2 separate regions of the Mus musculus genome follow, and region 1 is linked to region 2. The links are chromatin contacts, found by Hi-C or POLR2A ChIA-PET in ENCODE. All regions are on one chromosome and are shown on one strand. Each heading gives the region's core, a stretch centred on a gene start or an enhancer-like site at or near the end of the contact. The rest is flanking DNA. Distances are from core to core; before and after follow the strand shown. Region 1 holds the start of Nckap5l (NCK-associated protein 5-like). Region 2 overlaps Nckap5l (NCK-associated protein 5-like).

Region 1 (4,696 bases), core at 497-2,996, 37 kb after region 2:
TGTGTGTGTGTGTATGTGTGTGTGTGTATGGGAGGTTTAGATCTTTCTGGTCCTACTGCTGAGCTCTGAAGATGAAGGAAACTATGCTCAATAGAAGCAAACCATCTTGCTCAAGGTCACAGCGCAGGCTGCAAGACCAGGGCCCAGGGCTCTTGACTCTGGCCATCCTGACAGCAACTCAGTGCACATACACGAATATTCTCTGCCATGTGGTGGAGTGCATCCCTTCTCTGAAGCCCGACTCTTCCAAAGGCTAGAGCTGGAGAATACTGTACAGCCAAAGACACCTTAGGTAGACCACAGGTGCTGGAAACAAAACCAAACAATCTATGTGGGAATACAAGGAACTCTGCTCACACACTAGGGATGGGTTTTAAAAATCTGAGAGCCAGGTTTTCAGGCCAGATTGGGAGGGGGGGGGGTCCTGTAAGATTGAAGAGGGTCTACAACAAAGCAATTGTACAATGCTCACTTCCCCTCAGAGGCCTGAGCACACAATAGTGAGAGACTCCTTCCCCATGGTTCCTCAAACCAGTCCTGATTGCCGGCCTCTGTCTCCAACCACTTCCTCTGGCTGACAATTGTGTTTAAGCAGGAGGGCCCACTGGAGAACGGGAGAGTTGGCGGAGAGGGAAATCAAAGATTGCCTCCAAACCTAAGGAAGCCTTCAAGCCTAAAACCTCCAGCTCCTGAGGAAGGCGGTCTTTAAAAAGCAGCTGTTGGGCAGGCTGGGTGGGTTCATGTGAGCCCTCTGGAAAACCAGGCTTAGGAGATGAAGGCCTTCTGTGCCCTTGGGACAGCGCCAAGGCTAGAGAGACAAGAGGGGCCTTCCGCCCAGGATATAAAAAGAGGGAGTTGGGGTCCCAACTGCCGCTCTCCTGGGCCTGCTAAACCAAGGGAATGTCAGGCACAAATAAATTCTCTGCATTCTTTTCAGCACCCCAGCCCAAACCCAGAAACCTTTTCAGTCGGGGCTGCCCTGTCCCTTACTCCAGCCCAACCCATCTCCTTCGCTCAGCCTCTATTCAGCATGCAGGTTGTCGGGTTCCCTTCTTCCCACAGCCCCTCAGAGCCTCAGCAGGGTGGTTCCCAAGACCCGGTCACTCCGCCTTTCCCCGCCTCCCCCACGCCCTACAGCCCCGGGCCACAGGGACTGGAAGGAGTGCGAAGGGGTGCCCCGGGCTGCAGTCTGCGCCTGCGCTTTGGGGAGAGCCCCCTCCCTCCGCAACCCAGCACCGCTAAACGCTACCGGGACCGTGGGATACGGGGAGGGTGGGATGCGCAGTGGGGGCAAGGTCAGTGCTTTCAAAGAGGGAGGGACACCCGCCACCGGAACATCCCCCCACTCCCGAAAGTTTCCCTTCCGGGGCCACCGAGTGTGCGCGAGGATGGCGCAGGGGGCGGGAGGGGGTGGGGTGGGGGGGTGGACAAAGTCACAACAGGACCCCTCCTGGGAGAGTGCAGCGCGAGGGACCGGCAGGCGTCGAGGTGTGGGCCGGAAGCCTCGCTCGCTGCCCCTTCCAGCCAAAGCTGCCACGAGAGCCTTTCACTCCACACTCCGCGGCCCCCACCCGGGGCGTGCGGCCCCCCACCTCTCAGCCCGTTAAATGCCAAACAGGCCTGAACTTACCGAAATCAGGTGCTGAGCTCGACTGGCTTGGTCCACAGGGTCCATGGCCGCATCTCGGGGGCGGGAGGGCGAGGGGGGTGCAGGAAAAGGGGGGTACCGGAGCCACCTCTTGATGTCAAGGCTTTAAAGGGGCCAATGAGCCCCGCCCCTCGCCCAGACCCCGCCTCCCTCCTCCCGCTCAGCCAATCCACGCTCAGCCTGGGTGCCTGCCCCTCCCAGCTCTATCCAGATGTTCCCAGGACGAGAGCTAAGTCTGCCCGGCCGGCGCGCGCCGCTTCCGCCCGAGTGGGCAGGGCCTCCCCTCCCCTCCCCCCTGCGGAGAAACACTCTTCCTCAGGCCGGAGCTGACCTGCAAAGCCTTCGCGGTGCTCCCGGTGCTCCTGGTGCTGGGGATCGGGATGCCAGGCCCGGCCGAGTGGGACTGGAGCCGGGGCATTTAGAACAGAGAAAACTAAGTAGGTTTGCGCGGGCCCACGGGCATGCGCGTCTGCTTCCGTGGGTCTGGGCGTGCACGTGTATGTGGTTGAGAGCGTGTTTGTAATTTGCTGCATACGTGTTAGGTGCAAATCTACAGGAAGAGGCTTGAGTGTCTCCTTGGCCTGAAATGCACCCGCCTCTCTTTTCCATCTCTAGGTCGGGGACCTCCCAGAAATCTGGAAACTGGAAGCGAGGAACAGGCACATGTGTAGAAAGCAGTGCTGGTTTAAGAAGCAAGGCAGACCCAGGCGTGGTTGCTCATGAGAAATCCTCGCACTTGTGAGGCAGAGGCAGGTAGATCTGTAGTGCAGAAAAAAGAGACTGTGGTTGGTTTTTAGCTACTTTCTGTCAGGGAAGAAGAAAGTACAGTCCAGTCACTTCACTAACCGGGAGGAAACAAGCTAACTCTTGCAGGCCTTTGCAACTTAAGAGCTCAGTACGGTTGTCCTTGGTCTGTTTGTTGTTACTGATTGGTTGAGACAGGATCTCTAACTCTGGCTAGCCAGGAACTCATGATATAGGCCTGGCTGACCTTGAACTTGTCATGATCCTATAGCTTCTGTCTCCATTTTGGTCCTTAAACACTTCCTTGCCCTTCGGTGGATACCTTATAATCCTCAGCTATATGCACTGTATTAACTGGCCTGGATGCGCACACAGGGGAATTCAGAGGTATCTTTGGACACTTTGTATATTTTATTAATATTGCTTCTCTCTTAGGTGTACAAATGAGACTTAAAGCAAAATTAGTCCAGTAAAAGAACGGGTGCCCTACAAGAATGTAGGGTGGTCAGGTTGGCTGGGATGCATTTAAGGGGTCCTCTCTGAAGAAGGCATTTTAGAGTGGGAGTCTAAAGATGGAGAACTTGAGTAGGACCCAGGCAGGAATAAAGACAAGTGATTGGCAAGAAGCTAATTACCAGAGTGGGATAGCAAGCAAATCCTCTTTTGTAGGGGGGGGGGGGCAATGCAAGAGGTTTTATCTGGAAAACAGAATGAGCATTTATATAAGGGAGTCATTTTGGATTAAACAACAACAACAGAAGAAGAAGAAGAAGAAGAAGAACAACAACAACAACAACAACAACAACAACAACAACAACAACCACCACCACCACCACCACCTCCGGTCTCGCTGTGCAATTCAGGCAGACTTCCAACGCTCTGCCCCCCAGTGTCAGGACACAGGTGTCATGTACTGGGTGTCAGGACCGCAGGTGTGCCACCAGGCCTAGAGCATGCATGCACACACCAAGCATGCACTCTGGTGCCGAGCCAAATCCACAGCCTTCCACTCCCTCTTCATCTTGTTTCTTGATGTTCTTTGAGGGTGCCTTTGGACACTACAGGACTGATTAATCCTTGGCCAGTCATCCCGTATTTACGGAATAGGGATTAATGTGCTGACCCCGGGGGGATAACAATAATTAGACACAATCTCCCCTCAAAGGGTTTTGAAGCCCAACACAAATGATGTATCTGCGGTTCTTGCGTCTTGGGATGGAAATCTTAAGTCCGTCAGGTATTTCTAACTATTTTAAATGTTTTGCAGGTGACTGAATTTTTGGAAGCAAATGACATCTAGATTGGTTGGGTTTTTGTTTTGTTTTGTTTTGTTTGTTTGTTTGGTTGGTTGGTTGATCGAGACTGAGTGTACTGGAATTCTCTCTAGACCATGCTGGCCTCGAACTCAGAGATCTACCTGCCTTTGCCTCTCTCCTGAGTGCTGGGATTGAAGGTGCGCGCCATTGCCCGGCTTAGAGTGTTTGTTTTATGTTTTGTTTTGTCTCTTTCATGTGCTCACCCTTATTTAGTAGGCACAGACAGAGCATTTGTCCATGGCCTTGCCCTCCTGGCTGGCCCTGGAGCACTTGCTATTTTGATAGGCTTCAGGCTTCAGCTGTGAAGCTGTAGCAGCGCTCCACGGTTATTTTCTTGGGTGAGGCTTGCTACGTTTTGACTCGGTTTTACTAATCAATTTATTAAAAGTCTGAAGCCCCAAGATTGATTATTCTCCATTCTTAGTCTGCATCACTAATGACATCCTTCCCTTGTTTGTAATAAGATGAGCTAAGACTTCTTGGGGGCTGGGGCTGTAGACTGCTGTTTACACACCCGTGTGATGGTGTGGCATAACTGCGTATATAGTGATGATGACCCTAGAAAGCCACGCCCTCACTACTCACAGTGGCATTTGAATTCAGATCTCCCGGAACTGAATAATGGGTGATTGTGAGCCACCTTGTGAGTGCTGAGACTTAACCCTGGTCCTCTGCAATGGCATCAGGGTACTCAGCTGCCTTCCCACATTCTCTGCTTTAATGCTGTGTGGTTGACCATTTAGCGCTGGGTGTCTTCCCTCTTCAGAGGTTGGCGTTGAATCACTTTGCTGCCGTGCTGGCTGAGAAGATGGCCAAGTTTAGAACTCCTGGAATTAAGAGATAGTTGGGTTGTCAACTAGCTTCTCAGAATACCCTAACCTGCCTATTTTTTTTAGGTTGGGTCAACTTCAGGACACAGTCTAGATATTACTACTCCTACTAAGAAGGAGAAAGGTGCTGGCTAGTGCTCAGTTAATTTTCTCAACAG
Region 2 (4,813 bases), core at 1,346-3,845:
ATCACCGCCACTGGCCCTCCACTCGCCACCCCAGTTCCCCCATCAGCAATGCTTCCCTTGGGTTAAGCCTACAACTTTCCTTTTCTCGACCTGAAACCAGTGTGTGCCCCTGCTATACTCTCTCACAAAAACCCATTTTCTCTGAAGTCTGGTGTCAGAGACGCCCATCCTCCGTCCTCCACTGGCTCCAGCCCCGTGAAGATGGGATGGAAGTATCCCCAAAACTCCATCTGTGGTGACCCCCCCACATCCTCTACCCTTAAGGGATGAAATCAAAGGCTTAAAGTGTCTGCTGGGCAAACTGTAAACATGGCTGCCCCTGAGGTGGCAGAGTGACAAGATGATACCACACTGGAAACATTCACACAAGCCATCGCTTCAGAAACACAACTTAGTGATACACACCTGTGAGCCTCACACTGGTGAAGCAGAGGCAGGGGAATGGCAAGTCTGAGTCAGGCCTGAGCTACATAGCACGACTGTGTCTCAAAAAACTAATAAGCATCCAAACTAAAGTCTTAAAAATACTAAGACCACATTACTTTCTTTTCTCTTTTGGACAGGGTCTTACTGTGTAGCCCTGACTGTCCTGGAACTTGTGAGGTAGACCAGGGATTAGAGGTGTAGACCACCACAGCCCTGGAACTCACTCTGTAGACCAGGCTGGCCTCGAACTCAGAAATCTGCCTGCCTCTGCCTCCCAAGTGCTGGGATTAAAAGTGTGCACCACTATGCCTGGCTTCTATATATTTCTTATAAATATATATTATATTTTTTATTTAGATATTATTTATTTTATGTGAGTACACTGTCACTGTCTTCACAAACCAGAAGAGGACATCAGACCCCATTACGGATGGTTGTGAGCCACAGTGTGGTTGCTGCGAGAATTGAACTCAGGACCTCTGGAAGAGCAATGCTCTTAACCACTGAGCCATCCATCTGTCCAGCCCCATATATTCTTATAAAACATATATACTTACATATTTTATTTTAATTAAATATATTTATGTGTGAGCAAGTACGTAGCACACAGAAGTCAGAGGACAACCGATGGCTGTCTGCTCTCTCCTTCCACCATGTGGGCCTGGAGAAGTGAGTCAGGCTTGGTGGCAAGGGCCTTTTACCCCTGAGTCTGTACAGGGGTCTGACTGTTTTTGAAACAGGGTCTTCTGTAGCTGAGGCTACTACATTCTGCAGCTCAGGAAGGCCTGGCCTCCTGCCTCCCAGATGCTGATGCCAAAGTGTCAACACCTCACACCTGGCTTCCAAAAGACCATTTCTTTCTTTTTTGTTTTTGTTTTTTGTTTTTTTTTTTGGAAACAGGGTTTCTTTGTGTAGGCCTGGCTGTCCTAGAACTCACCCTGAAGACCAGGCTGTCCTAGAACTCATAGATCTGCCTGCCTCTGCCTCCTAAGTGCTAGCACGCTGGGCCTTGCTTTCTTCTTATGACAATCTATTATTGAACCTGCGATTTACCATTTGACCCAACTGGCTACTTATCAAGTCCTGATATCCACCTGGCTTGGCCCCCTCCCCCACCCCCAAGTGCTGAGGTTATAGACACACACCTTCAAGCCTGGCTTTTATGTAGGTGCCAGCTATTTGAAACTAGGGTTCATGTTCCCACAAGCAAGAACCGTACCCTGAAACTGGACAGAGGGCTGTGAATCAACCCAGATTTGTAGGTCTTTAATAATTAAAACGTTTTTAAAAAGCTGGTCCCCGGGGCTGGAGAGATGGCTCAGTGGTTAAGAGCACTGACTGCTCTTCCGAGCCAAAGGTCCTGAGTTCAAACCCCAGCAACATGGTGGCTCACAACCATCCTAATGAGATCTGACTCCCTCTTCTGGTGTGTCTGAAGACAGCTACAGTGTACTTAGATATAATAATAAATAAATCTTTAAAAAACAGCTGGTCCCCTTCCCTAAAATCACAGACGACCCCACAAGTACTTACCGTGAACTTTTGGCTTTAAGAGATTTATTTATACACTTGAATTACCCCAGAGAATAAGGGCGGGGATCTAGAGCTGGGGTTTGCTACAGAGCATGTTTTCTTTTTTTAAACTTTTTTTTTTAAAGGAAACAAAACATACTATTTGTGGGGGGGAAAAGTAGAAAAAAGGAAATAAAATAAACCCCTGGCAGCCTTAGAGAGGCTATTTTTTTTTTCTTTTTCTTTGTGTGTGTGGGTGTCGCGGAGGGAGGGGTGGGGGCGGGGGGCTTCCTGCAAAAGGAGAGGTGCCAGTGTGCGGAGCCCGCCTCTTTCCCGCCTTTTGGCTTTGGCCTTTTGGGGGAGGGCAGCTGTCTGGCAGTCTGAACTTCCTGTGTTTGGGAAACCCGGCTGAGGTCTTACATGAACATTCGCCCATTGTTCTTGAGGAGAGTGAGGTCACAGTAACTTTACAAGCAGCTGTTGCAAACCGAGACACCAAGTGTTCTGCCCCAGCCATGATCAAGGAGGTTTTCAGCAAAGCTTTCCTTGAGCGCCAAGAAACCGGGCTCCCTGGAGTATCAATAAACCCACATGCTCCCGCCCTCAAATTCTTTCAGTTGGAACCGAGCCCTGGGTCCGGGGAGGGGGGCCATTGTCATGTGGGCTATGGCTGACTGGGATCAGGCAGGAGTTGGGGGAGGGGGAGATTGTCATGTGGGCTATGGCTGACCATGGTGGGCAGGGCTGCCTCCCGGGACCACTATGGTTCCTGCAGCCTATCCTGCCCTGGGACATTTCTCCAGTCAACTCATTCTGACCCAGGGACCGAGGTGGCACCTGGTATTTTCAAATTCCTAGCATACTGAGCAGACCCTGTCGAGAACATGGATTTTGGTCTTAGCTTTGAAGTGAAGATGAAAGCCCACCATGCCAAACTCCTTTCCAGGAAGGAATGGGATCTAGGAGGCCAACGCAGTTCTAACAGGAAATGATGTAATGCATCAGGCTTAGGGCAATAACAGGTCAAGAAACCAGTCAGGAGTTGGTCAGAAACCAAGATGCAGACTTCCGTTAGTACACCTAGGAAGGGGCAGGGACAAAACTGCATTGTCAGACCCTGTTCTGGTCTTGTTAATTTCTTCAGTGATGGCGTCAGCTAAGGGAAGATGGCAGATGTGGGCGGAGCGTAGAGCGTGAAGGAGAACAGGGGCGGGGCCACCTGGCCTCAGGCTGCTGATGGGGCGGGGCCACCTGGCCTCTCAGTCTAATATACAGATGAGGAAAACCAAGGTTTGTAGTGATAGGTTTTTTTAGGAACGCCAGCTCTGGTGATAAATATCCTTGGCTTCTAGTGCTCCCGAGTCATATAGAGATGGTTTATAAAGCACGAGGAAGTGAGTTGAGAGACAGCATAGTGTGCCGGTGTGAGGGTAGTCCTCTCAGGCTCTTCCCCTCTCGGCCTGGGTAGTCACTGACTGTCCCGTGTCTATATATAAAGCCAGTGGGACTGCTCCGAACTGGCCAGTCCCCAACCTGGAGCATAGAGAGGTTTGAGCGCATGATCACAGGCCTCTTCCCCATCTTTCTCACCAAGGCTGCATGGCCTTGTGTGCCCTCTGGTCAGTGACATCCTCTGGGCTTCAGATCTACACAGGTCACTGTAAGTCACCTTCTAGCCAGCTCCTCCAGGGGAAGGGCACAGAGCCTCATTAGAGCACCCGAGGGTCCCTGGACCTACCCACCAGTCCACCCGAAGGATTATAGAGAAGCCAGCAAGCACAAAGGGGGGGCTGCCACACAACAGTCACGGTGGGGAGAGGCCTCCACGTTTTATTAGGGATGCTGCAGAAGCAGGGCTGCTTTTCAACAACAGATAAATTAACCGCAGTGCGGGTAGGGGTGGGGACTGGGCCAGGCGCTTATATATATATATATATATAAAAACAAAGATGAAGACAGACAAACAGACCCCACGATGTGGGGAAGGGAGGCAGCACCATTCAGACAGCAGGGAGGACCAGGGCAGAGTGAAGGCGACTTGTCCCCCTCACCCCCAAACTCCATAAGCCTGGGGCTTCCAAAATCAGCCCCATGGGGGCTTTGGGGCAGGGTTGCAGCCAGGTTGGGCAGAGGTGGCACAGCTGGCGGGCAGGAAGCCTAGCACCGCAAGATGGCTCGGCCTGAAGTGGGAGCTGGGACAAAGCAGCCTGGAGCCCCCGGTCCCGTAGAGCAGAGCCTTACTCTGGGGGAGTCAAGGGACTGGGGATGAGGTCTCTCCCTGAGCTGAGCATGGTTGTCGCATCCACAGCAGCAGTGGCATACGCCAGGGACCCCCCATCGCCTTCTTATCCTCTTTCTCCTTGGTCCCTTCAGGTCAAGCTTCACCGGCCCAAAGGCGTGGGGCGTGGAGCGCGGAAGCAGGTCGTTGAGGGTCCCTAGCTCCAGAGGAACTGTAGTGGGTGCGGTCCCTCAACCCTGACTCCCACAGGAGGATAGCGAGTCATAGAGGGAGTCACTTAGGGATTCTGAGGTCTCCAGCCCGGGGGCGCCCCCGCTGGCCACTCGGCCTTCCTCGCCCATGTCCGACGTGCTGGGGGTACGACTGCCTCCAAATGCTGGGCCCTGAGGTGTAGATGTGCGGCTGGGATCCACGCTCTGTTTTCGGTCTACGGGCAGGGCCTAGAGGAGAGGTACTGCTCAGAGAGGAATCGTAGCCACCCTGACTGCTGTGGGGGTCCACAGAGGCAGGAATAATGGAAGCCTTCTTCCAAAATGGGATGGGTGGGCGAACTTATCCTCACCTCCAGAGGAGGTGCTGGCTGGCTGTACACAGCTCAGAGACATCCATCTCCCAGTCTCTCCCTCCAGGCACCCA

What was found. Hi-C counts contacts between places; a loop is a spot of excess contacts on that map. ChIA-PET counts read pairs that join two places held with the same protein, here RNA polymerase II (POLR2A).
Region 1: a map of heart shows a loop between it and region 2 (3-fold over the local background). The contact joins the promoter of Nckap5l here to the enhancer-like site in region 2. A Hi-C loop is called at or near these places in 21 of 37 maps with a recorded cell type or tissue (CH12.LX, CH12F3, Patski and 10 more). POLR2A ChIA-PET finds 5 or more read pairs at or near these places in 5 of 5 experiments (Patski and embryonic stem cell).

Annotation. Positions count from the first base shown.
Region 1 is chr15:99,456,002-99,460,697 of GRCm38, forward strand. It overlaps Nckap5l (NCK-associated protein 5-like), which reads right to left and starts at 1,747. Exons shown (of 13, transcript NM_001001884.1): 1 at 1,631-1,747.
Region 2 is chr15:99,418,292-99,423,104 of GRCm38, forward strand. Nckap5l (NCK-associated protein 5-like) reads right to left here. Exons shown (of 13, transcript NM_001001884.1): 13 at 3,743-4,617. The coding sequence ends at 4,408. Among named protein-coding and RNA genes, the nearest start is that of Nckap5los, 12 kb to the right of the region's middle. RefSeq lists an enhancer at 1,663-3,266. Within about 2 kb of position 2,596, at least 3 of the 3 ENCODE cell types and tissues checked have a DNase peak (open chromatin) inside an H3K27ac peak, as active enhancers do; they include gastrocnemius, heart and left cerebral cortex, where a contact is called at or near this core.